2 separate regions of the Homo sapiens genome follow, and region 2 is linked to region 1. The links are chromatin loops, found by intact Hi-C in ENCODE. Cell type or tissue: heart left ventricle. All regions are shown on one strand. Each heading gives the region's core, and the rest is flanking DNA. Links, peaks and the distances in the headings are about the cores only. Region 1 has its middle 96 kb from the start of CYSLTR2. Region 2 has its middle 29 kb from the start of CYSLTR2.

Region 1 (11,054 bases), core at 1,409-9,408:
ATTTCAGTTCATTATAATTTACCTAGTCTGTGATATTTTGTGATAGTAGCATAAATTTGACTAAAACACTATCCAATGGAATATTGCCCTTTAAAAGGAAAGAAATTCTCCAATATGCTATAACATGGATGAACCTTATGTTCAGTGAAATAAGTCAGTCACAAAAATACAAGTACTATATGATTCAACTTATATGAAGGAATATGAGTAGTCAAAATCATAGAGACAGAAAGTAAAAGGGTGGATGCTACAGACTGAGGGGAGGGAGTTATTATTTAATAACTAATTATTATTAAATAATTATTAATTATTTAATGGGTATAGGGTTCCAGTTTTATACTATGAAAATAGTTATGGAGATGAATGGTGGTGATATTTGTACATTATGAATGTATTTAATACTGCTAAACTGTACATTTAAAAATGGTTTATATAGTAAATTTTATGTTATATGTACTTTACTTAGAACAATAAAAAATAAGTTGAGCATATTTATGCGAGTTTATTTCTTGAAGCTTTATTCTGTTCCATTGATCTATGTTTGTTTCTATTCCTTCACCTACACCACACTGTCAAGATTACTGTAGTGTACATGGTCTTAAAATAAAGTAGAGTGATTCCTTCCAATTTATTCTTTTTCAAAATTGTTTTAGCTATGCTAATTCATTTGTCTTTCCATATGAATTTTAGAATAAACTAGTCTATAACTATAAAAAAATTCTCACTGGGATTTTGATAGAAACTGCATTAAATCTATAAATCTGTACGGGGAAAACTGACATCTTTATTATGTTGAGTCTTCCAATCTGTGAATATGTAAGTCTTTCCATTTATTTAGAGCTTCTTTGATTTCTTTCATCAGCATTTTGTAGTTTTCAGTATACAAATCTTGTACACGTTTTACTTGAAAAATCGAATAAAGTAATTTTAAGTCATTGATATAGGTGATAAGTATAGAGATATATCTGTAACTTTTTAAATGGGACCAGGTACAAAAAACAAATGATTTGAAATGGATCTAGGTACCGAAAGCAATGCTGCACATTTTATCTTTCCCCCTGCCCCAGGGCAACAAGAAGGGAAACAAGTGAGAGCTGCCAAGGGTGAGGTTTGACAGCACAGGACTCTGGGCAGCCAGATACTCCACAGAGAAGGGAGCCCAGAAGAGGGTGAAGGGTCTGTGAAAGGGATGTAGCGGGGATATCCCAGATGGTCTTCCCCTACTTCATAGTATTGCCAAGGAACACCCAGGGCCAGTAACAGCTCAGGGGAGGAATAGAGGCTTGTGATCTCTTAAGCAGGAAACCCACAAATCCTTTAACCAAAAAGACCCTATATGAGATCCCAGTTTCCCACTCAACTATGGAAAGGTGATACACATAAATTTAAAATTATCCAACAACTTAGAAAGAAATTCAATCATAGAAAGTGTGCTCATCCCAATCTGTTCACCTATCACACCCACTGTGTTAATATGTTCTTCTTAACCATCTCAGAGTACTTCTCCTTGCTGCCAGAAAATCATGATGGTGAACAAAGACAAAGAGAGAATTTGATTATTTACCATTTTTCCAACTGCAAAGTCAGTAGGGCATGTCTCCCAGTTAAATATATTGTGGTCCCTTCCATGCGGCATTGAGCCACAGGAGCCAGTATCAGCAAAGGTCATTTTATGTCTTGTAATGTTTGCGAAGATAAAACTGAACTCAAATAGTAAGAATTTTTGTTTTAAGTTCTCACCTTTCCCATGATGCAACAGAGACAACTATGTCAGAATTCAGAAAAACAAAGATGAAAATGTAATATCCATGAAGAATAAGACAAGTCAAATTATATCATACCTGAAAGAAACGGAATTTTGTTTTTAAGGCAAACAAGATCCAGCAGATATAATTTTTGGCTCTTTTGCCACATACAAATCACTAAGAAGCAATAGCATTTTATTATTGCACAAAACAATTCCTGAAGAGAAGAAAATGATGAGTGGGCATTGTCATGTCAGGCTTTTGTTCAGGCTTAAGGAATATATTAAGAAACACCAAGGCAAACATCTATCCAAACCTCATTCAAATAGATGGAGCAGACTCCAAGACTAAAAAGTATAAAATAGCACGCAATAGAACATTGATCTCCATAAGCATACATTACAAATTTTAATGGAAAGTTATTGAAAATAAATTTACTATACCTATTACTTGAGCCTACTCGAGAGAATTCAGAACTAATATTAGAGGAAGAAATGGGCACAGCAGCCAGAACATTCCACAGCTGGGCTTTTGGAATGAGGCAGTAGGAAAAAGCTGTGATTTTGTTGAGTAAAAGGAATGAGCTGGGATCTGGTGTATCCAGAGTCTTTCCTACTCCATATGGGCTTTCTCAAGTCTTGGGGAAGTCACTGTGAAGAAATGCCACTTCCCAAATGAACATTGTGAATGTCTTGGCAATTCATTTCTGAAGCAAATCTTATCTAAATAAGACATGGGAGAAATGAATGGTGATTTGATCATGGTTAGGGGGACCACAGGAAGTGGTCTGCAAAGAGAACAGCTGCTGACCAAAGAAAGCAAATGCTCGATAGTACTTGCTCTGGGCCAGTCACAGGTCTCAGTGCTGTACAGGTGCCAACCCATTAACCCTGAGGACAATCCCATGAACTAATTATTATCATGATGCCGTTTTATACATGAAGAAAATGAGGCACAAGGATGTGAGATAAATTATCTAATATTATTCAGATTAGCCAATGGTAGGACTGGAGTCCAGGTTCTTACATTTTTTTTTTTTTTTTTTGAGATGGAGTCTAGCTCAGTTGCCAGGCTGGAGTGCAGTGGTGCAATCTCCTCTCACTGCAAGCTCCGCCTCCCGGGTTCAAGCAATTCTCCTTCCTCAGCCTCCTGAGTAGCTGGGATTACAGGCACGTGCCACCACGCCCAGCTAATTTTTGTATTTTTAGTAGAGATGGGGTTTCATCATGTTGGTCAGGCTGGTCTGGAACTCCTGACTTCGTTATCCACCCCCCTTGGCCTCCCAAGGTGCTGGGATTACAGGTGGTAACTACCACACTATGAAAGAGGTTTAATAGAATGCTACACATCAGGCAGGGAATAGAAAAATTGGTGCTAAGTCCTTCCACTTTCCATAGCAAGTGCCACAACAATGTCCCATGTATTAGACTTGCAAGATGGTCCTCATCACTGCCATCAAGACTAGAAGACTCCCGTGGTATTAACTTGTCACAAAGACCTAAAGAAAGGCATGCAATCACTGAGGGAGAATTTTTCTGAGGAGAGAAAGAGCCTGGGAGTGGAGACTTGATTAAGAGGCACAACAGAATACTGAAGAAACAACAGGCTGAGATTCAGGAAGCTCTGGAACAATCATTTCAACCTGAACCAAAGGGTTAGGTCTGAAAAGTCTAACAAGAATGTCCAAAGTGTCTCCAAGGGCCCAGGTGAAGTGACCCTGTTAGGCTGGTAATGAACAGAAGAAACAAAAATGATCAGGCCATAGACCAATCATGGTATGAAGCCAAGTCCAGTTAACAAAAATATGCTGCATCCCTGTGAGTTACCTTCTTCATGGTTTACTCCTTTGGTAAAATGGCTTTGCCCATTAAGCACCCAACTAACAGAGTTGTACTGAAGACCATTAGAGGGGCAATGTCTCAGAGAAGCAAAGGGAAAGGAGGCCCTCCCAAGGTCATAGAGGTTAGAGAAGAGCCCCTAATTCCTTCATACCGCCTGTGGAAGGTACTAGCAAGCACACAACTGGTAGCCTTCTCTTCAGTCTGTTCCATTACAGTGGTTTCCTTCTTCTCTGCTGTTATGTTTAATAGGAAAATGCAATGTATCCTCTGAAATTTTAGCTTTGAGATTGCACCAGGATCTAACATGTGGTGCTGCGATGTCCTGACCATGCCACCCTGGCCAGTTCACCAGGCCAGGCAGGGCTGAGCCTGGAGCTAAAACAGATTGCATACCCAGGCTTCCCCCCAGGGCCCAGGACAGCTGTCATATGCCCGTTTCAGGCCACAGAAAGGATGATAAAAAAAAAAATCTGTCTTCTCTCCTCCTTCTCAGAGCCTTTTCTCTGCAAAGCAGTGTTTTTTTCAAAATGGGATAGCCAGCGCCCTGCCAGGGATAGAGGGCAAAAGTCAGCAGCCAAATGAGTCAACTCCATGGTCCCTTCATGACACCATTCAGTCATGAGAGTGTTTTCCCAGAACTCAGCACCCATCTGGGACCTCTGGCCCCTCACACCTGCTGCTTGTTCTGTGGGACATGTCCTGCCCTCTGCTCTAACCCCCTCCTTCCTTGGACCTGCCTGATTCCCATTCATCCCATAGGAATTACCTTGGTGACCTTCCTTGGGAAGTCTGTCTGCCTGCCTCAAGGTTACAGGGTAGGCCATTTATACATATGTGGTCCCTCAGCACCTCCTGTTCACTTCACTATAGGATTTATCAAGCTCTATTGCAATTGCTTGTTTACTTTTATTTTCTCTCCTACTAGACTGTACACTCCGGAGGAAAGGGACTGTGTCTAGGTCATGGCTGATAACCAGTGCCCAATTCTGGGCCTCAACAAATGCCTTGTGGGATGAGCTCATGCTGGAACCTAGCGGGTGTGCAGACTCGTGCATCATTCAGGAGCAGTGTGCTCAAGAACAGTTACTGATGTCAGACAGGCCTGGGCTACAATTCTAGTTCTGCCACTTAGTAGCTAAGTGTTGTTAGACCAGCCCAAAGCTGAATTCTCTCATTCGTAAAATAACAACCACAACAATGATAATACTTACTAATTTTGTTATGATTGCACTACCTACCTCAGGATTTAAATAAGGATTAAGTGAGATATTCTAAGTGCTTAAAATAGACCTTAGCACATTCCAAAGGCTGGGCGACTATTAGCAATACACCTCTCCTCCCCCGATGCCAGGTTCTTCTGCTAGAGTCCATTTTGAAGAGAAAAAATTATTAGATTTGATGAAAATAAAATGGAATTGTTTTTCAAAGGCAGATTCCCATCCAGCAGAAGCACTTAAGACAATCATCTTTCACAACGATGAGTAATATCTCTCACGCTGTCATCCAGAATGACTCACAGCATCAGAGGGTCTCATGTCCAAGGGCGCATTCGAACTGTTTCTTAAGAGTCATTTCTTACTCATCACAAAACTCACCATTAGGTGGCAGCCGAGCCGGGGGCCCTCAGAGAAAAGAGCGAACTGACCTTTGAAGGCAGAGCCGCTACCAGAGGCCACACCGCTGAGAAGCGAACATCTGACTCATCTGGGGAGTGTTAGCCCAGAAATGACAAGGGCTTAATTCAACAACGTGTAAAATATCACATCCCCATGCCCAGAGGAGTACAATAGACCCAGTAAGCCCAAGAGTAATCTCCCCAGAAATAAAAGAATTAGGGCTGTTGACAAATGAAGACAAAAGCTTCTAAACCATTTTAGGTGCTTGTAATAAATTTGATCCCAAGATAATTAAGTGATATTGTGAGCAGCCTCATCTAGTCGTGTGTCTCTCCTGCTTAAAAGCCTTCACTGCCCCACCGGGTTTCTCAATCACTGCCTGTGTGGGTTGCACGGGGGGTAAGACCGGTGTCAGACTCTACAGGGGAGCATAAAAAAAGAAACATTCAATACACCTCCTATTTTCATAATACAAACTGCAGAGAGTAAAGCTTGATGGACTCTATCTGGTGCTAATATGCAGATGATAGAGTGAAAAGGCATGGAAAGGACATGGATTTTCAAAAAGGCATCAGAAACATGGGCATACTAATAACAATAATGTTAATTAACATGTATTAAGTACCTGATATGCACTGTGCTATCTACCTTACGGGCTTTATCTCATTTAGTCCTTAAAATCAGCCCATGAGGTAGGAATTATTAATATTCCCACTTGACAACTAGGGAAACTGAGGCTCAGAGAGATTAAATGATTTGTCTAAAGGCACATAGCTAGAATCCAGAGACAGGATTCAGACCTCAGCAGTCTGACATTGGAGCGATCACAAGGACATCCGAGGAGCTTGGCAGGACTCCTGAGTGCTCTGGTATGTTCCTTCCTTTTTGCCTTCACTCCTCCCAACTGGACGCTTGGTGAGCTAAAGAGCTGCAGAAAAGCAGCTTTCTGGGTTGAGCTGAACATTCCTGAAGCTGAGAGGTTCCACTGAACCAAGAAGAGACCAAAGGATAAACAGCACCATCAAACAGGCATTCGTCCCTGGGCCCTCCATGGCTGAGTACCAGCCAAGACTTTCACTATTCCAAGATAGAAGCCTCCACAGATAGAAATTCCCAGCCTAAACAGGCTTCAGCCCATGGTTATTATTAATAAAATGCAGTCCTCCTTGCCTTGAAAGCTTTGGGAATCTCTCTTCTCCAGCTTTCTTCTTTCAAGGGCAGGGCCCTGCGTTCCCCACACTCTCTCTTACTCTGAGGCCTGGCACGTGCCTTCTTGGCAGTGTTATCATGGCAGATATGCCTTTTAAACTTAGCTCAGACATTGCTTCCTTTGCAGAACCACACCGGCCACACTCAGAGTTCCATGTGCTCTCTTCACCCTCAGAGGACTCTGTAAAAGCCAGCACGGAGCACTTCTCTTACTGTTGTTCACCTATTTGTCAGACTTCAGCACTAGACTATGAGCTCCCTGAGGGCCGGACTCACTCTTGTTCACCTTTAGCTGCTCAGTCCAGCCCAGTGCCTGGAATGAAAGAGAGGTCCATTTCATGTTTACCAAATGAATGGATTCTGAAATACCCTGTCTGCTCTCTGGTTACGCAGTGCAACACCTTAGGCCATAAAATTAGTTCCTGCTTAAAAGCAGGAGCAGGCTCTATGCACTCCCAGTTAGAGTCAGAATCTGAGCAGCTATGTTCCAAGGCTAGACAAGAGTCTGGGACACACTACTACTGAGGCTATTAAAAGGAAGTCTGCGGCCCTGGCCCGGCGTGGTGACTCTTGCCCGTGATCCCAGTGCTTTGGGAGGCTGAGGCAGGAGGATCGCTTGAGGCCAGGAGTTTGAGACCAGCCTAGGCAACAAAGCGAGACACGGTCTCTGAAATTTTTTTTTAATTAGGCAGGCCTGTAGTTCTAGTTGCTCGAGAGGCCAAGGCAGGAGGATCACTTGAGCCCAGGAGTTTGGGGTTGTAGTGAGCCATGATTGCAGCACTGCACTCCAGCCTGGATAATAGAGTGAGACCCTGTCTCTTAAAAATAAATAAATAGAAAATAAAAGGAAGTCTTCAAACATTACCCGTGGGGTTTCCTCAAGAGCCTGTGGGTGCCTGACTCAAGATCCCTGTTTATAGCAAGGAACCAGGGGAGCAGTCCCTCCAGCCCCTGCCTTGGTGCTTCCTCTGGTTCTAATTGTGGTTTTGCCATTACTTTTAATGGCAAAACCCACAATTACTTTTGCAGCAACCTAATAGCAAGGGGTTCTTCCCAAGAGGACACCAGGCCACAGCACATTTTATTTTTTTTCACAATGAACTTTTGGGCTGTTTTCCTTTAGCTGTGCAGCTACAAGGCTAGAGCTTGCATTCACTGTCTTAAGTCCCTTGCAGATACAGGTGCACACATTTTTCAAACTATAGAGCTGTAGCATTTTCATGTCAACTCAATGTTCACAGTGTCAATTTAGTGCCCTCCTTGGGCACAAAACCACAGCAGTGCTCTTGCTGTTTTGCAAGAAATACCTTCTGCAGTCAGCCTCCGCTGAGAGCTGCAGCCCCTGACTTTAGAGCATGCTTCCTGTAAAACTAAAGTGAAATGCATATTTCCAGGTCTTGTCTTGCCAAAAATTTCAAATATATATTGTCAATATTTTATGCTTACAGTGAAGCAGAGAGAATAATATCACAAAAATCTGTTCTTCTCCACCCAGATTTGTCACATGTGAAAATTTTGCTATATTGTTCCCAGATTCTTTTTTAAAGGGGTAAATCATAGGCACAGTTGATGCCTGCAGTTGGGGGTAGGGAGGGGCCCACAATCACATTTCTCTCTCTCTCTTCACTCTATTGAATTTTGATGTTTACCATCCCCAATTTTTTTTTTTTTTTTTTTGAGACAGAGTCTTGCTCTGTCAGTCAGGCTGGAGTGCAGTGGCATGATCTGAGCTCACTGCAACCTCCGTCTCCCGGGCTCAAGCAATTCTCCTGCTTCAGCCTCCCGAGTAGCTGGGACTACAGTGTGTGCCACCACGCCCGGCTAATTTTTGTATTTTTAGTAGAGATGGGGTTTCACCATGTTTGCCAGGCTGGTCTCGAACTCCTGACCTCAGGTAATCCACCTGCCTCGGCCTCCCTAAGTGCTGGGATTACAGGTGTGAGCCACCGCACCCAGCCTATCATCACCAATATTTTAAAATACTCACTACATATGTATACATTCCTAAACAGATATGTTATTGCTTTGAACTATTTTAATAGTATAGAGATGATATCCTACTATACTGATCCTTCCGTTGTTTTTCCTCACTCAACAGTATTATTGTTGAGATTTTAAAATATTGATACACATAGATCTAGTTCATTCACTTTATGGTAGTAAATGCTTTCTTTATCTATTTTGTAGTTGGTAGACATTTAGTTATTCTCCATTTTTTCTCTGTAGAAACAATGCCACAGAGAATTATACATGTCCACTTGTGCACTTTTGAGAACTGTCTCAAGAGTAGACCTGGTGGGTTACAGGATTAGACACCTTTGAAATGTACTAGACGCTGTCAAATTGTTCTCTAACATGGTTGTATCAATTTATACCATCAGTAACAATGGTAAAGTTTTAATTTTTCCATGCTCTTGCCTCTTCTTTATGAGAAACATTTCAAATTTACAGAAAAGTTGCCAGAAAGGTACAATGAACACATGTATATACTTCATCTAGATTCAATGTTATTAACCTTTTGCTACATTTGCTTTTTTATTCTCTCAAAAATTTTCTTGGCCTTTGGTATCCCATATTTCAACATGTATACATATAATAAAATATATAATTAAATATATATCCTAAAACAAGGACATTCTCCTACATAAAATAATGCAGTCATCACACTCAGAAATTGAACATTGATACAATTCTACTATTATGCAGGCCAGTTTCAAATTTTTCCACTGACCTAATAATGCCTTTTATAGATTTTTCCCCAGTCCAGAATTCAATCAGGGATCAAATACTGTGTTGCATTTAATTGTCATGTATCTTTAGTCTCCTTTAATCTTCTTTAATCTAGAAAATTCCCCAGTCTTTTAAAAGAATGTTTCATAACATTGACATTTGTTATCCTTGCCATCTCTTGATAATGTCAGACATTTTAATCTTTGCCAAATTGATCAGGGTGAAATAACATCTCATCGTGGCTTTAATTTGTTTTCCTTTGATTACTAGTGAAGTTGAGATGTTTTTCATATGCATATTGGCAATTAAAATTTCCTTCTTAAAAATTTTCTCTTTAATATCTTTTGCCTGCTTTATTATTATATTGTTTACAATTTTTATAGGTATATAAAAGCTCTAGATATATTCTGGATACTAAACAATTGCCAGTTAAAGGCAATTTTAGCTGTAATGTTTGGCTACACAGCAGAGGTGTTTAATTTGATATTCAAATATATCTAATTTTCCCTTAATAATTTGTAATCTTTGTAAGAAATCCTTCTCCACCCTAAGGTCATAAGATATTCTCATAAAGATAAATATAATTTAAATCTTGAATATACTTGAAATCTATTTTTGTGATAGTGTGTGATAGGGTTCTAGTTAAGCTTTTTCCATATGTAATATCCTAGTGCCATTTATCCAAGAGTTTGTTCTTTCCCCACTGATTCATAATGCCATCTCTGTCATATATTGAGTTTCTATATTTATTCTAGCATTCTGCTCATTCGACTCAAGAGTGGAATTGGTGGATCATAGCTTACAGACATCTTTAACTTTACTAAATATTGCCAAATTGCTCTCAAAAGTGTTCATATTTATTTATATTGCCAATAACAATAACAAAGTTTCCATTTCTTCATACCTTCACTGATATGGTTTGGCTGTGTCCCCATTCAAATCTCACCTTGAATTGTAGCTCCCACAATTCCCATGTGTTGTGGGAGGGACCCAGTGGGAGATAATTTAATCATGGGGACGGGTCTTTCCCATGCTATTCTCATGATAGTGAATAAGTCTCACTAGATCTGATGGTTTATAAAGGGGAGTTTCCCTGCACAAGTTTTCTTCTCTTGTCTGTCACCATGTAAGATGTGCCTTTCACCTTCCACCATGTTTGTGAGGCCTCCCTAGCCATGTGGAACTGTGAGTCCATTAAACCTCTTTTTCCTTATAAATTATCCAGTCTTGGGTATGTCTTTATCAGCAGCATGAAAATGGACTAATACAGTAAATTGGTACTAGTAGAGTGGGGCGCTGCTGAAAAGATATCTGAAAATGCAGAAGTGACTTTAGAACTGGGTAACAGGCACAGGTTGGAACAGTTCGGAGGGCTCAGAAGGAGACAGGAAAACGTGGGAAAGTTTGGAACTCCCTAGAGACTTGTTGAATGGCTTTGACCAAAATGCTGATAATGGTATGGACAATAAAATCCAGGCTGAGGTGGTCTCAGATGGAAATGAGGAACTTGTTGGGAACTGGAGCAAAGGTGACTCTTGTTATGTTTTAGCAAAGAGACTGGTGGCATTTTGCCCCTGCTCTAGAGATTTGTGAAACTTTGAACTTGAAAGAGATGATTTAGAATATCTGGCAGAAGAAATTTCTAAGCAGCAAATCATTCAAGAGGTGACTTGGGTGCTGTTAAAGGCATTCAGTTTTATAAGGGAAGCAGAGCATAAAAGTTCAGAAAATTTGCAGCCTGACAATGGATAGAAAGGAAAATCCCATTTTCTGAGGAGAAATTCAAGCCGGCTACAGAAATTTGCATAAGTAATGAAGAGCCAAATGTTAATCCCCAAGACAATGGGGAAAATGTCCTCAGGTCTTCACAGCAGCCCCTCCCATCACAGATCCTGGAGCCTAGGAGGAAAAAA
Region 2 (11,054 bases), core at 1,356-9,355, 120 kb before region 1:
TGGGTTCAAGTGATTCTCCTGTCTCAGCCTCCTGAGTAGCTGGGATTTCAGGCATGCGCCACCATGCCTGGCTAATTTTTGTATTTTTAGTAGAGACAGGGTTTCATCATGTTGGCTATGCTGGTCTCGAACTCCTGACCTCAGGTGATTTGCCCACCTCAGCCTTAAAAAGTGCTGGGATTACAGGTATGAGCCACCACACCCAGCCCCGGCCTGTGGTTCTTAATATTAGTTAAACAGTTGATGACATAGTATCTGTGCTGGGGACACATCACACTGTCTCAGATTTGGCTAACGCCTTTTTCAGCACTCCTCCATTGAACAATCACAAGACCAATTTGCTTTTCCCTGGCAAGGCTGCTAGTGGACTTTTCACCTGTTGCCCCAGGGATGTCTTCAAAGTCCTACCATTTGTCAAGGAATGGTGGCTAGAGACTTGTCTTTTTTCTCACTCCTATCCTTTCTTTCTTCGTTTCATTATATTGATGACATTTTGTTAGCCTCTGAAGATTTTAATGTGTTACAGGTGTAAAAGAAAATGAAACCTTGGGACCCCAAACTCAGTATGCCAAGGAGAAAGTTAAGCCTGGAAAATAAGTCGTGCAACACTGCCTTCCTTTTTTCCCTTAACCAGAGAGGTGTAACTTCACAACACTCTGTCACAGCATTATACCTAAGCCAAGTTCCAACAATGGAAAAAGGTCATGTACCTGCCCAGATAGCCTGCCTCACAAATTGCTTACAAGAAAATTCCTTGTTAGCCCTGAAATCATTCAAGATACATGTCCCCCTACAAAATCAGCCATGCCAATTGTAACCGTGGGTCTGCAACCAAAGTTTTAACTCCTAAAACTGATTTCTGTTAAATCTCACACTGACAATATTGATGACAAACTTATCTAGCTTGTCTTCGCAGGCACAGACCAAGGGCAAGACAATAAATCACTCCTCTGCCTATGTTGAGATGGATGCATAATTAACTTCTTTTTCCTCTACTCCCTCTTTTCTTTCATTCTTTCCTTTTTTAATTTTATTTATTTATTTTTTTAATGGTTCACTCCAACACCCAGGCTGGAGTGCAGTGGCATGATCACAGCTCACTGCAGCCTCAACTTCCTGGGCTCAGGTGATTTTTCCCACCTCAGCCTCCTGAGTAACTGAGACCACAGGCACATATCACCACGCCTGGCTAATTTTCGTGTTTTCAGTAGAGATGGAGTTTTGTTATGTTGCCCAGGCTGGTCTCGAACACTTGGGCTCAAGCAATCTGCCCACTTTGCCATCTTAAAGTGCTGGGATTACAGGCATGAGCCACTGCACCTGGGCTACTCCTTCTTTTCAAATGTTTACCTTATCTTATCTAAAATGTAGATTTACTGAGTGTTAATTAGAGCTTCACAAGAATGTAAACATTTGCCTCACTGCCTACCCTCCCTTTCTTTTTCCCTCCTTCTTGCTCTTTCACCCTTAAACACTGAGTTCCCAAGCCCTCTTTGAAAAGCACAGGACACAGACGTTCCTGTGGCTTGTGTTTTTCCCAGTGCATCCTCAAACGTTGGCTCAATAAACATCTACTGATAGAGACATCTGCCTAACTTTTTTGGTTAACACAGGAAAGCCTTATAGCATTGTGTGTTCATCTATGGGAACAAGGATGGGTAATCAATCCTCAGAATATCCAGGGCCCAGGATCTGCAGTGAAGTTCTCAGGAGAAGACTGGTTTCATACCGGGTACAGTAATTGACAAAGTCTATATTAGTTTGTTCTCATGCTGCTAATAAAGACATACCCGAGACCTGGTAGTTTATAAAGGAAGGAGGTTTAATTGACTCACAGTTCAGCATGGCTGGGAGGCCTCAGGAAACTTATAATCATGGCAGAAGGGGAAGCAAACATGTCCTTCTTCACATGGCAGCAGGAAGGAGAAGTGCCAAATGAAGCAGGAAGTCCCTTATAAAACCATCAGATCTCGTGAGAACTCACTCACTATCATGAGAACAGCATGGTAGAAACTGCCCCCATGATTCAATTATCTCCACCTGGTCCCTCCCATGACACATGGGGATTATGGAAACTACAATTCAAGATGAGATTTGGGTGGGGATACAGGCAAACCATATCAAAATCCAACAACTTCAAACTCAGAAAATAGTAAAAGAAGTCCAAACATGTGTGGGTCTTTTGGGCTGTTGGAAAGAACTTATTCCACACTTAGCCCAATGTTTAAGACAACTTATTCGAAATGGGACTATAGAATTATTAGAAATGGGACACATTGGGATTGGGACACGCCTCAGCAGGAAGTTTGTGAACAGGCTAAAGTGCTAGTACAGCATGCACAAGCCTTAGGCACCCCTTTAGAGGGTTCAGCTAGGACTTTGGATGTTACTGCTCCTCCTGAGGGTATGAATTGGACCTAGGATTTTGGTCACAATTGTGGAAAGGGGCTGAAACCAGATACACTCCCATTGAACAAGTGCCAGCAGTATTTAATGCTTTACTGAAGGTGGAACCATTAACAAAGACCCTTCTTGCGTATGTGAGAACAGGCCTACCAATCAAGGGATGGATAGAAGGATTGTTTAAAAGACCCATCTCTGCTGGAACCCAGACACCTACCTTGAATAAATGACATGCCTATTTGCAGTGATGAAGGGTTCTGGTAACAAGTTCATTGAGCCCAGAATTGCATGCTATGTTAGGCCCTGTTACATATGAGCAACTACTACTCAGTTGCTTCTCCAGTGCCTGACAGCATAAGAGAAGGAGTGTTACTCATCCGGATGATGCTTGGTATACAGACAGCTCCAGCAGGGGATATCCCTGTATTTGAACTGCTGTGGCAATACAACCACAAACTGACACTATCTGGCTTGATACGGGTACAATCAGAGTAATCAATGGGCTGAATTGCAGACTGCTTGGTTAGTAACGACACGTGAGCCTTGGCCCCTTACCACCTGTACTGATCATCGGGCTGTCTTTTAAGGTTTAACTATGTGGCTAGCCTAAAGGGAATGAGAAAAATGGATAATTATGCACAGACTCATATGGGGCATGAACATGTGGCAAGACACATGGGAGAAGCTGCAACACCCTATGGCCTATTTAATTGTATTTAAAGTGGCCCCAAACACAAAAGTCTCAGTTCTGGGAAATATAGAAGCAACACCCTAACATCGTGTTGGCCCAGGCCACTGAACAAGCAACCTAGGTATATAACAAGTGGTCACAGAAGTACAAGAGTAGCCTGGGAGATAGCCAAGGGGGCAGACTACCCTTAAAATATAGTGACTTCCCAACAGTTGTAACAAACGGTTTACCATGTTTGCGATTGTGTCTACATATGTGTCCTGCTTGATAGACCCCATCAAGCAGGACACATTTATAAGGCTGTCCACCCTGTCAAAGACTGGCAAGTGGATAGACAGGATCTCTCCATGTAAGTCAAGGTAAAAAGTATGTATTGACCTGTGTAGATGCTGCTACTGGACTGCCGCAAAGTTTTCCTTGTAAGCAAGCAAATCAAACCAGTACTATTAAAGGATTAGGGGCTCTTGGTACTATGTATGGATATCCATGGCACATTGACAGTGACTCAGGGATCCATTTTGCTGGACGTGACCCTCAGGATTGGGCCAGGGAGCATGATATAGCAGGGCATTTCCACCTCCCACATAAACCCCAAGCAGTAGGGTCAATTGAGAGAAAACAATGGCCTATTAAAAGCACGACTTCAAACTTTACTGGGGAATCCTGTCTTGCACAGGTAGATGAATGTGTTATCTGCAGCCTTTATCTCTTTAAATTCAGCCAGAGGGAGGACATGTGCCCCATAGACAGGTTGGTACAACTGCCCCCAAAACCTACCACTGTGCATATATGGATGACTGAGATAACAGCTTTGCTCCCAGACCTCATTGATAATCAGCCTGCTTTGCACATGAAGATGCCAATGGATATAGTACCGGGGAGGGGATACTCTACTGGGGCTTAGAATAGCAAATATCCCCAGGCTGATTAGACTATTTCCTGCCAGAGAGTAGGGAGTATCTTGGACAGTTAGAGTGGTCACCACTGAACTCACTGAACACCAGATCTATGGTCATGTGCTGTAAGTGTTCAGGAGAAATGCTCACACCCTATGGCATGGTGGTGGGTTCCTTGGTATGGTGAACTCCCAACTAAATTACTCCAACTACAGTTGCTAACATTTCGTCCTCTGAGCAACATGTATGGTATACTGCTCCTTTGAAAAACACAAGAGCTGCATCTTTGTTAATGACCCTCAATAAAGCAACTAGTGTAATCCTAACAGATGGAGACCTTCCCTGCCAGTACCCGCTGTTTCTTTCTTTTCATCTTTAGTTGTTATGTTCTGTCACCATTATTACCAGCTGTCACCTATGAAGCAAACCTTTTCCTACAATGGGCCAAGACTATGCTGGTGGCTCACAGAAAAACACCCGTTGGGTATGCAGCCTCATGCCACTCTCCGGTGTTTCTGGCCTACAGTGATGGGTAGTTCCCTTCCAAGGATGACAGATAGAATATCAGGAATATATTATTGCTTTTCACATTTACATGATGGTATTGAATACAATGTGACTAGAGATAAAATAACCTCATGCCCCATTAATATTATTCTTTCTGAGAAGGGACATGGGAGGAGTTTTTCTGTCAATGAAAATAACTCAGTCTCAGCCTGAAACACTTCAGTTAAAGAACGAAGTGATCTGATACTGCAATGAAAATAACCCAAATATAGAATGAATTTATTTGGTTAACTATCTTTTGGCCAGCCTAGTCAACTTGTCCCCCTATGTTGGAAACAAAAGAATAATTCTAAAGCTATCTGTCCAAATAGAACAAGGGATATAAGATGGACACCAAGAGACAGATGTTTATATATTATAATATTAAAAGTATGGATTCGCATGCTACAGAATGGGTAATATATCCAGGCATCTCTTGGTTGGCCCACATGGAACTTCCTGGATGCATGGCACAAATTAATATGTTCTTTCGGTTACACACGGGTGCAAGGTCAGATAGTTCACACTCTTTCAAAGCCTGGGAATTTCCTTCATTTGGAATCCCATTGGGCCCAATCTGTTTTCTATCGGTACAACAACTTAGCTTCTATTTTCCTTCCTCAACGGGACATCAAAGATGTTATTTAGCATGTGGAAGCTGTAACAAATTATACAAAGAAAGCTTTTAATAATAGCCACAAGAGAATCTCTCTCTGAAACACAGAAGTCACTCTCATGAGAAAGTCTGTCCTCCAAAAGCACATGGCTTTAGACGTGCTCACTGTTACACAAGGGGGGCTTGTGCAATCATAAAAACTGAATGCTATGTTTATATTCCTGATGAATCAGATAACATCACTAAATTAATGACTGATATGAAAACCCAAATAACCACTCTTTCAGACCAAACCCCTCTTTTGAATGACTGGTTTTGGGCAGGTTTGGATGAAGCTAGTTCTTGGTTTAGGTATTAAATGCATATGTTGTTTACTGCCCTGCTTTGCCTTTACTGTTGTCATGGCAGCTCCAATGGAGCCAATGCACTATTGCTAAAGCTATACAATATCAAGCATCCTCCATCTAGGTGCAGGGACTATCCCAGAAGAGGAGGGCACATGAGATTGTAAGGACCAGTTTTATAGGGTGGAGTATAAGAGAATATCCTGTTGTATGGCAAGAGTGATACCACCTTGAAGTGAAACTATCATAATGACCAATGTTTGACTCCTGTAGACCAAGGCATTCTGCAGCAAGGTCAAGAAACAAGGACTGCAGCATAGATAACCCCTCATAAAGATGCTTACCTAGCTTTTCCACTAGTCATGAGTTTTGCCGAGGGTCGGAGACATGACCAGTGACACGTTTCACCAAAACAAATTGCTATGTAAAAAATACTTTCTGGAGGGTGGGTACAGGGATCTACCATCTCTCAGCTTCCCAAGACATGGCTTCTTTTCATAAGTCCCTATTAAATGTTTCTTTCTGAGAAATTGGATTTGTGAGTCTTTTTCTTTGGCTTCTCAGCAAACTCAGCCTTTGGGGATAGGTTTGCACAGAGCTGCTCATTGTGGAACAGTGAACTGGAGCAAGTGTCAGTCACCCAGGCTCTCCTTGGAGAGATAGGTGCCTCCTTATGGAACAGGAATTAAAAGAAATTAAGGAGTGTGTAAGCAAAAACTCAGTTGTATGTAAGAAAACCCAATTCCGCCTGAGAAAAAGGAAGAGTTGGAGTCCTTTAAAAATTAACTGCCTGTTTTTCTGTGGCTAGTGAACCTTATCTCTCCTCCTTTCCCAGGCATTGTGAAAATCCTGTTTCCCTAGCTGTGCAGCTGCAAGGTCACTAGACAGATAAACTCAAGTTGCAAAACATGTTTTTCTTTGAAAAGTAAGAAATGATGTAATGCATATCTCAACTGATTGAATAACTGCGTTTTTTTCTCACTTCTGTAGTATGCCTCCCCCTGCACAGATCTCTCCCTGCCCCATGAAATGCTTAAAATGTAACTTAACTCTTTGTTCAGGGCTCAATCCTTTGGATGTTAATCTGACTGGGCTGGTGCACCTAAATAATTGATAAATATCCTCCTGAACTCCATCGATCTCTCTAATTCCTTAAAAATCCTGCAACACTTACACTAAAAAGAGCCATTGCTAAGTGATTTTACTGCCGCTTAGAAATTTCAATCTCAAGGGCTGGGGTTCCCAGAGCGGGAGATTATGTCAAACTGCAACTCATGGTGCCAGCACCCCTTGACGAACACAAACCACTGTTTTGTACTTCAGATCATTCTGATATTGATACTATGCTTTGAAACAAAATGTCAGAAGGCTTGGGAATGATAGTAAGAGGAGTTTAAACATAAATAAATAAACAATTTTTTAAATAAGCAAAATGCCAGGGGACACTAAGGAGCAAGGGCAAGGCCATCAACAGTAAAAATTGTGCCCAAATGCAGAGAGCAGGCTTGTGGTAGTCTCCTTGTTCAGGAGCCCAGAAATTCTATAGCTTACTTCTATGGAGATGCCTTTCCATGCTGTCAGTGTTTTGATGTGTCATTGCTATCCACAAGTCTGGAAGAGCAATCTCTGCTGTTGTCCCAGATCATTTGTCCCTCTTACCGGAAGGACTCCTATTAAACAAGCCTCCATCCCACTCCTTCAGGATAATAAAATTCCATACTTATCAGAAAGGGGAGAAGAAACAATTTATAAGGTACCTATACTGTGCCAGGAACTGTGTTAGGTGCATTCACCAACATTTTTTTAAAAATTTAATCCTGATTTTATTGACTTGGAAAAATCCCAGCTTAAACTGGGTATGAGGAATGTGGCCTGGAGATAAATTAACCAAGGAATTCAGTCTTCACAAACCATTGGGAGGATGGCTGTCTGCCCTTTAAAAAATGCTTTTTGTTAAGAAATGACACTTTTGTCCCAGCAGAAGCATTCATTTCATTCATTCATTCATTCATTCACTCAGCAAACATTGACTGAATGCCTTCTGTGTGTCAGCTTTAGTGGGCAAAACAGAAGTCCCTACCCTGTGGAGCTCATATCTTGGCACGGTGAAAAGGCATAACAGATTGACAAGTCATATGACATATGAGGAGGTGCTAAGTGAGATGCAAAAAATAGAAATGAGTAGAGTTTTGGGAGTGAGGGGTGGGTTGGGTGCAATTTGACATACAGTAATCGAGATATCCCTCACTGAGAAAGTGACACCTGAGGAAAGACTTGAGGCAGGTGAGGGAGAAGCCAGGTGGACAGCTGGGGAAGAGCCTTGCAGGCAGAGGCAAAGGCCCTACTGTCAGGGAGTGCTTGATTTGTTCAAGGAACAACACAGAGGCATGGAGTGAACAAGGGGGAGAGTGACCAGGGGAAGGTGAGAGAGGTAAGGATAGGAAGGAGGTATCAGAGAGGGCCTTAGCCACAGCCATAAGACCTTGACATGGAGGGCACTGGAGGCTGTAGACTGGAGGAGTGACATGATCAAAATCACCTTTAACAAGATCACTCTTGGGTCTTGTATTAGTCTGTTCTCATGTTGTAAAGACATACTTGAGACTGGGTAATTTATTTATTTATTTTGAGACCAAGTCTCACTCTATCACCCAGGGTGGAGTGCAGTGGCGCCATCTCGGCTTACTGCAACCTCTGTCATCTGGGTTCAAGTGATTCTAGTGCCTCAGCCTCCTGAGTAGCTGGGACTACAGGTGCATGCCACCATGCCTGGCTAATTTTTGTATTTTTTTAGTAGAGATGGGGTTTCACCATTTTGACCAGGCTGGTCTCAAACTTCTGACCTCAAGTGATACACCTGTCTTGGCCTCCCAATGTGCTGGGATTATAGGCATGAGCCACCACACCCAGCCCAAGACTGGGTATTTATAAAGGAAAGAGGTTTAATGGACTCACAGTTCCACATGGCTGGGGAGGGCTTACAATCATGATAGAAGAAGGAAGAGCAAAGGGATGTCCTACATGGCAGCAGGCAGGAGAGAGAGCATGTGCAGGGGAACTCCCCTTTATAAAACCATCAGATCTCATGAGACTTATTCAGTATCATGAGAACAGCATGGGAAAGACCCACCCTCATGATTCAATTACCTCCCACCAGGTGTCTCCCATGACACATGAGAATTATGGGAGCTAGAATTCAAGATTTGGATGGGGACACAGCCAAACCATATCAAGTTTGGTTTTTGAAACAGGCTTCAAAAAAAAAAGAAGCAGCAGCCATCCAGCTGGAGTGCAGTGGCTCAATCACAGCTCACCGCAGCCTCAACCTCTTGGGCTCAAGCTATCCTCTCATCTTGGCCTCCCGAAGTGCTGGGATTACAGGTGTGAGTCACCTTGCCTGGCCATGAGCATTTTCAACACAGTGTTCTCACATGTATTAGAACTGTTTGTGCCTGGGTGTGGTGGCTCATGCCTGTAATCCCAGCACTTTGGGAGGCCAAGGTGGGCAGATCACGAGGTCAAGAGATTGAGACCCTCCTGGCCAACATGGTGAAACCCTGTCTCTACTAAAAATATAAAAATTAGCTGGGTGTGGTGGCACACCCCTGTGGTCCCAGCTACCTAGGAGGCTGAGGCAGGAGAATTGCTTGAACCTGGGAGGCGGAGGTTGCAGTGAACCGAGATCCTGCCACTGCACTCCAGCCTGGTGACAAAGCAAGACTCCGTCTCAAAAAAAAAAAAAAAAAAAAAAAAGAACTGTTTGCATATAGAGGACTTCCCAGTACATAATCTACTGGAGAACTTTAGCCATTCATTCATTCAACCCAGACTTACTAGCTTCGGCTATGTGCCCAGCATTCTGAAAAGAACTAGGGACACAAACAGAAAGAACAAGGCAGACGTGCCCAGCCTTTATGAACTTACATTCTGTAAAGATGTCAAAGAAACAGATGAAACAATGACTAAAATGGCTGCATACTGGAATGAGCCTCTGAAGGGCATGAACAAGGGCTGAAGTTAAGAATGTGTGTGGGGTGGGTGGTGTATTAGTCAGGGTTCTACTGAAAAACAGAATCAATAGGATGTGTATAGATACAGAAAGACATTTATTTTAAAGAATTGGGTCATGTGATTGTGGAGGTTTGGTGAGTTCAAAGTCTCATGGGAGAGGCCGGCAGGCTGGAGAATCAGGAAGGCGTTGCAGTTTGAGTACCGTCAACAAAAGGAGTCAGACTCTGTAAAACATTTGAAAAGTTTTATTCTGAGCCAAATATGCGTAACTATGGGCCTGTGACACAGCCCTCAGGAGGTCCTGAGAACATGTGCCCAAGGTGCTCAGGGTGCAGCTTGGTTATATACATTTTAGGGAGGCATGAAACGTCAATCAAATACATTGAAGAAATACATTGCTATGTTCCAGAAAGGTGGGACATCTCGAAGCAGTGGGGGCTGGTGGGAGGTGGGGGTGGGCTTCCAGCTTATAGGTAAATTTAAAATGTTTCTGGTTGACAATTGGTTGAGTTTACCTAAAGACCTGGAATCAATAGACAGGAATGTCTGGGTTAAGATAAAGGACAGTGGAGACCCAAGTTCTTATTTGTAGAGGAAGCCTTCAGGTAGTAGGCTTCAGAGAGAACAGGTTGTAAAATGTTTCATATCAGACTTACAGTCTTGTGTTGATGTTAATGCCAGAGAGGTATGAGGAGGCATGTCTGACCCCCACTTCCCATCATGGCCTGAAACAGTCTGTCATGCTAAATTTTAAAAGAGCCCTGGTTGAGGAGGAAGTCCTTTCAGATGGTTGGGAGACCTTAAAAATTTATTTTTGGTTTACAGTCCAAAGACAGTCTGCAGTAGAACCAGGAAGAGCCCACATTTTGTATGAAGTTGAAGGCCGTCTGCTGGGGAACTCCTCTTTGCTCAGGGGAGGTTGGCCTTTTGTTTTGTTCAGGCCTTCAACTGATTGGATGAGGCCAAGCCACACTAGGGAAGGCAAGCTACTTTACTTAAAGACAAGTGATTTAAATATAAATCTCACCCAACAACAGTCTTTCAAAGACATCCAGAATAAAGTGACCAAATATCTTGGCACACTGTGGCCCAGCCAACTGGACACATAAAATTAATCACTGTGGGGGTTTGTCCAGTAGAGCGGGTGACTAGGAAGGCTACTCTGTGCAGGTGATAGGTACACTCAGATCTAATGGGTGAGCAGAAATTAGGCATGCAAATTGAAGGGAGAACATTCCTGGCAGAGCACATTGGCCTGTGTCACACCTTCTCTCAAGCTAGATTTCCCTTCCTTCTATCACCTGTCATCAAGGTCAGCAAAAAGCAAAAGGTAATGACAGCAGCTCTTTGGTGGAATCAAGTTTGTGGCCTCAAGTGGCAGGGGGTCACTTCCTTTTCTATTCAGAATATAGGCTTTTGCCAAGTTGGACAGCAAGGCAGGTTTCTAAGGAAAGCAATGGGAAAATGGCAAATCTCACAAATTCCACAGAAGATGATTACGACCTTGAGAATTCACCTAATTATTTCCTTGGAAGTCTAAAATTATA

Evidence for each region. A loop is a pair of places that touch in the nucleus more often than their neighbours do. Peaks named below come from ENCODE experiments on the same cell type or tissue, not always from the same donor. Only the 100,000 strongest peaks of a DNase experiment are listed, where the experiment ranks them.
Region 2: it touches region 1 in a loop (2.1-fold over the local background); 5 of 110 quality-filtered maps call a loop at or near these places.

What each region holds. Positions count from the first base shown.
Region 1 is chr13:48,744,702-48,755,755 of GRCh38, forward strand. No RefSeq gene overlaps it. Among named protein-coding and RNA genes, the nearest start is that of CYSLTR2, 96 kb to the left of the region's middle. RefSeq lists an enhancer at 4,673-5,872. In heart left ventricle, for the core only: CTCF peaks have their summits at 5,186 (motif pointing right), 6,114 and 6,313; DNase peaks (open chromatin) are centred at 5,220 and 6,070; H3K27ac peaks cover 5,237 bases.
Region 2 is chr13:48,619,824-48,630,877 of GRCh38, forward strand. No RefSeq gene overlaps it. Among named protein-coding and RNA genes, the nearest start is that of CYSLTR2, 29 kb to the right of the region's middle. In heart left ventricle, for the core only: no CTCF peak of the experiment used is centred there; no DNase peak of the experiment used is centred there; H3K27ac peaks cover 4,989 bases.